Regions from separate parts of the Homo sapiens genome. Here region 1 is linked to region 2. The links are chromatin loops, found by intact Hi-C in ENCODE. Cell type or tissue: Calu3. All regions are shown on one strand. Each heading gives the region's core, and the rest is flanking DNA. Links, peaks and the distances in the headings are about the cores only. Region 1 overlaps SMYD3 (SET and MYND domain containing 3). Region 2 overlaps SMYD3 (SET and MYND domain containing 3).

Evidence for each region. Hi-C counts contacts between places; a loop is a spot of excess contacts. Peaks named below come from ENCODE experiments on the same cell type or tissue, not always from the same donor. Only the 100,000 strongest peaks of a DNase experiment are listed, where the experiment ranks them.
Region 1: a loop joins it to region 2, with 3 times the contacts of the local background. A loop is called at or near these places in 6 of 110 quality-filtered maps.

The regions. Positions count from the first base shown.
Region 1 is chr1:245,996,565-245,999,371 of GRCh38, reverse strand. The region is part of intron 5 of SMYD3 (SET and MYND domain containing 3); the gene reads left to right. Among named protein-coding and RNA genes, the nearest start is that of SMYD3-AS1, 110 kb to the left of the region's middle. In Calu3, for the core only: no CTCF peak of the experiment used is centred there; a DNase peak (open chromatin) is centred at 1,301.
Region 2 is chr1:245,855,706-245,858,512 of GRCh38, reverse strand. SMYD3 (SET and MYND domain containing 3) reads left to right here. Exons shown (of 12, transcript NM_001167740.2): 10 at 1-17. Among named protein-coding and RNA genes, the nearest start is that of SMYD3-AS1, 250 kb to the left of the region's middle. In Calu3, for the core only: no CTCF peak of the experiment used is centred there; a DNase peak (open chromatin) is centred at 1,402.

The DNA of each region.
Region 1 (2,807 bases), core at 28-2,527, 140 kb before region 2:
TTATATGGATAGCACCCAGAACAATTCCTGGCACAGAGTAAATACTATCTACATGCAGTTAATATGGCAGCATTGCTAATGTTATTATTCTGTGTGCTTTTTGCAATCTTCCCCTTTTATTTCTTAAGCTCTTATTTTTTTTTTATTTCCACCTTGTTTTCTTCTTTATAGTTTGGTTTCATGTTTGGTTGTTTTTGTGGGTTTTTTTTGGTGGTAAAATATATCTAACATAAAGTTTGTGATTTGAATGATCTCTGAGTGTATAATTCAGTGATATTAATTACATCCACAGTCTTGTGCACCATATCTATTTCTAAGTTTTTCCTTACCTCAGAGAAATTCCTACCCCGTGAAGCGACAATCATCCACTCCCCTTTCACCTCAACCCTGGACACCACCAATCTGTTTTGCGTCTCTGTGAGTTTGACTACTCTCAGAACCTCTCGTAAGTGGAATCACACAGTATTTGTCCTTTTGTGTCTGGCTTCTTCCACTTAACATAATCTCTTCAAGGTTTGTCTGTGCCGTAGCATTATTAGAATTCCTTTCCTTTTTACGGCAAAATATTATTTTCTGTCTACACCACATTTTTTCTGTTCATCTGATGACGGACCCTTGGGATGTTTCCACTTTTTGGAAATTGAATAATGTTCGATGAACATTGGTGGGCAAGTATCTGTTGAGTCGCTGCTTTCGTTTGCTTTGGGCATATACCGAGAAGCAGAATTGCTAGATCGTTTGGTAGTTTAACTTTTTCAGGAGCATCCAGACTGCTTTCCACAGCAGCTGCAGGAGTTTGCATCCCCACCAGCAATGCACGAGGATTCCAGTTTCTCTACATCCTCACCAATATTTACTTTTCATTTCTTTTGTAATAGCCCTCCTAATGGGATGGGCATGTGGTTGTCACATGGAAATATTGGCTAGTAAATAAAAGGAGGAAAAATTGAAAATTGAAGAATCAAACGGTGCTTCAGACATGAGTCCCTAGTCAGGTCACTGACTTAGAATTATTTATTCAGCAAGAATCATGTCTCTGTAGGAGCTATCACGTTCCAAAACCTCTGGGAGCTCAGAAAATGAAGTTTCATTGTACTCTTTACCCAGGGTTAAAGATCTCCATTCCCTCCCCAAGGGTGGGTAAGAGATGAGTGGGGTGCCACCGAAGCAGGGGCTGATAGCAGGAAGATACTTCCTTATCTTTATTTCTTTTGATGAAGCACTGTGAGCCAAGCCTCAGAGGAGCCAGCCTGTGACTGTACATTTTGGAATCTGTCTGCTCACAGGTGTTGGCAGGCCCTGGTCCTGGTCCAGCACAGCGTTTTCCCTGGAGGAATGCCATGCTTTGAATTTCCTTGTCTACAGACTGTGTTATTGTCCAGCCTCTCAGTGGGATCAGAAAGAGGTTGGTTTGTCTGGCAATTGCCAGAACAGTGCCTATCCGTGACCTCTTGTCTGAGCATCTGCCAGAGAAAGCTGTGATCTCTCCAGGGAAGTGTAGGGCTTGAAGACACACTTAGCAATGGCTGATCTTTCTCCCAGCAGTTCTGATCACTCCCTGACCATCCTCACATCCTGCCTTTGTCCTTCCCCCTTTGTCCTAAAGTGCTGTCCGCTGCCGTGACTGTGTCTTGTTTCCCTGGTGGTGGTGGAGGTGCTGAGGTCTGGGGAAGGGTTGGGAATCACGATGGTGGGTGCAGGGCTTGCTCCTCTGTGTAACTGCATAGCCTGCTGGCCTGGAGAAAGTCCTTTCCTGCACAGCACTGCCTCTCACCACCCTACCCCAGCCAGCCAGCCCACATCTTGGTTTTCCTCAGGGGAGATAATCCCTGCCACTGCTGATTCACGGCTCCAAGGAAGTGAAATCATGTGAGGTGAAACTGCATTGCTAGCCAAAAAAATAGTTTTTCTTAATAATGTCTATCAGAAGCATGTTGAGGAGGAAGGATGTCTTCTGTGTCTCCCAGCAGCAAGCGTGCTGAAATAGCAGCTCAGTAGATGCTCAATGAATTCCAGTTGAAAGAAAGATGCTCGTACTTCTGATTTCACAATGAAGTTGATTTTCTGGGGATCACTCCCCAGTTGACATCCCCCCTGTCTGAGAGTAACACTCAGTTGCTTTGACTGTCTTTTAACAAATTGATCTTTTTCTCCTGTTCCTTTTGCTTCTCTCCCTAAAGGGGTTCCCCATATTTGGCATCATTAAATAAATTCATTAAGTGTCCCGTCGTGTAGGGCCAGTGTTTCATTTCGTTAATTAAAATCCATGCCCTGAACTGAGTTCGGAAGCCCTAAGAGCCAGAGCAGACTGCGAGGCACCTGCGGAAAAACGCAGCATATGCGCATACCCTAGACACAGACGTCATGGTGTTCCGCACCAGCGACGTCGCCTCAGTGCCAATTCATAAATCAGAACTTCTCTGAGATGCAGGTCATGTTCTGGGGCCGACTTCTTCATGGAAAGCACAGAGGCATCTTGCTAAAGAAGAGGAGGAGATGGAGGAAGTGTAAAGCTGGGGCTGGTAAATAAGTCCCTCTCCCTCCCCCACGTTCCCCTCCCATAGGCTTTGAACTTTCTGTGTTTCTGTAGGTGTCCCTAGTTTGGATGGGGACACTGGAAAGCTAGCCAGCTCTTGTTCTGTTGTTGCACTTCATTTGTTTTGGGCTTTTAAATACTGGGCTTGGCTTTATTTGTTGGAGTTACGCCTCTACTTTGCATTTCATAGGTGAAGTTAGAGGCAGTATTGTGTCTTCTGTGAGTTAACATTCACCAGATAGTTACTGAATTTTTACTCTGTGCCTAGTAG
Region 2 (2,807 bases), core at 119-2,618:
ACCATGGAGCCATACAGGCAAGTCCCAGGGAGAGGGCTGACATAAGGGCTAGGACGTCTTCACGTTGGGCAAAGGATCCATGTTGTGAAGTCATTCTGATTACTACTTTGCATGGAGCATTTCCAGCTGCTTCTCAACCATTGTTTAAAACCAAGTCTTATTTTATTCACTCCTCTTGTTCATTCACTTATGCATTCATTCATCATTTGTAAAGTTCCTTCCATGTGTCAGACACCGTGGGTGTACAGAAACTAATTAGATGCTGTCTCTATCTGGAGCAGATGATTACAATACGATGTGGCGCTTGCAGTGACAAAGACGGGCTCAGGGTGGTGGGGGAGCTGTAGAGGAACGCAGGCTCAGACCTAGCTTGAGAGGCTGTGTCATGAGCCTCTGCTGGTCCAGGTGAGGATGGCCATATGGGGCCCTTGGTCTGGCTGACAGTAAGAATGGTCCTTTATCTCTCTCAGGATTTATGCTTTCAGTTGAATCATTTGCCTTCATAATCACCTTGTGAGCCAGGGAGGACAGCAGGGAGACGGCCCTGCCTCAGCTTCTCCTTGAGTCAGGTGAAGGAACTATAGGTAATTGCTTCTTGACTGATCTCAGCTCCTGGAGACCAGTAGGTGTTTTGCCCTGAGATGTTTTTATAACTCAGAAAAGCATTGAAGGGGGTAGTGTTGAACTGCTGAGAGTTAGGCGCTGGTGGATGCTGCACCCTGATTTGCAGTCGGCTGAGAACATAATTCTAGAAGGTGAGACGGAGAGCAGCCCAAGGGGAAGGGCACGGAGACATGTGGACCATAATCTGAGGTGGGAATGGCTCAGTCTCTAGCACAGAACAAGGTTGCTGGCGGGAAGGTACCTCGAAAGCACCTGTGACCAGGAGCGATGGCAGAGGGAGGAGGTCCCTGGAGAACAGGGGCTCCAACCTGGGCAGATCTTTAATTTCCCAGCTTTGCAGACTGTGCAAATACCATGTCAGCCCAAAGGGGCAACGTAGGACAACAGGCAGGGAATGGCTGTAAGCGAAGAGGAGCAGGTGGAAACGTGAGAGTCCAGGGTACTTCCTGTTCCCGCTAGAGGGAGAGGAATTTCCCAGGGTCAACATAAGAACAGAAGTGAGTCCAGGGTCTAGGATATTTGTTTGGACAAAGGTAGTAAACCAGAAATGAGGTGTTTGGTCAGGAAGCCAGGCGTGAGCCAGGAGCTTGGTGCAGTCCACAAGGACCCCGAAGACGGCAGAGGCTCCACCAGCCAGGCGGATGGCAGAGGTCCCTGGCCAGCCAGTGCCACCAGCCTGACCCTGAGCATGTTTTCGGGACTTCTGTAGATGGTTTCCTCCACTGCCTGTGGGTGAACAGCTTTGGAATCCAGACTGTGAGTCAGCTTTAATCAAATGTATGAGGGATTGGCTTGAGGGCTGAGACTGTAGACTTTCCCATGAGCAGTGAAATGCCTGCTCAGAGTGATCGATCTTGTGGGTTCTCGGAAAATACGAATCGCATTCAAAGAGATAAGGCTTCCTCTCTGAGCCTTAGTGTTGCAAAAAGAGGCAGGTCAGATGGTTGGCGTTACCTCTCTGAACTCCAGGGCTTGCTCTGAGGAAGCCAAACAGCCTCTGGGTGAGTGGATAAACTCCATCCAAAAGATGCAGACTGAAAAATACCCTTCTTTCTCCAGGCCCCCAACAGCAGCTGCTGGTTCCTCACTCTTGGCTAGCGCTGCACTGATTCTTCTGCCTCATCCTCCCTTTCGACACTCAGGCTGCCCTGCTCGGGCCACTCTTAAGCACAGAAACTTTACATGGGTCCACCACATCCATAAAGAAGACCACACACCTACACGGGTGTCTGTTCTGCACGTATTTTGCAACCTTCTCTTCCCCACATCTACCAGGGCCTCTTTGAGGCACTAACTTACACCTTAAGTAGCTGGCAGTTTGACTGACTTTAAACAAAGAGGCCTTTCTTGTAAGTGAGGCCAAGTCCTCCACCAGAATACAGTCCATTATGTTTGGGAAACGTTTGGTTATATTTACATGGTGTTTGGCAGGTCACAATCTCTTTAAGTGTGTGCTGTGTTCTTATGCTGGGTGACAAATTTCCAAGCCTCCCTTGGTTTCTCTTCCCTGGCGTGTGTTGAGTTGCTTTTTGGTGGTATTTCAAGAAATCCAATCTGCATTGATCCACTTCACATGAGTGAGGTACGAATCATTTGCTTTTAAAGCTGTAGTTGAGGAAAAGGCTATAAATAAACCAGAACCAACAAAGTTGAGAGAAATGGGCAGGTTAGATGTTGTCATACTTTGCCTTTTTCCCCTTTAGCTCAGGCAGAGGTAAAAATAAGGAATGTATGCAAATAGGTCAGGTACCCTGCAACCCTGTTAGCAATTTTGGAACAAAGGCAGGAATGGAGAAGTTGGCAGTGGTTTTCACCTCTCACATGTGCATGAGGGAATTCACACTGAGTGCTCTCAGCCCCCCGCATCGGCTCCCTGCAGACGCAGGAGGTGGGCCTTTTGCTCACCTTTAGCCAAGGACACAGACAGTTAGCTAGGCATGAGTTACCAAGGGATGATTGCATTGCCATCTGCTGTAACAGTTTTACAATGTTAATATATTGTTTGCAACAACTAGATGGAGGTCAAGTCTTTCTTGATGATTTTGTCACTCCTGACCTTGGCTAAATTTTAATTGCTGACCTTAGAGGAGAAAGTGCTGCTATTCCATTTTAATCCAAATTATGGCCTTCAGCTCCCTTCTTGCTACTCTCATTTATTTTTACTCAATAGATTTTACTCAGTT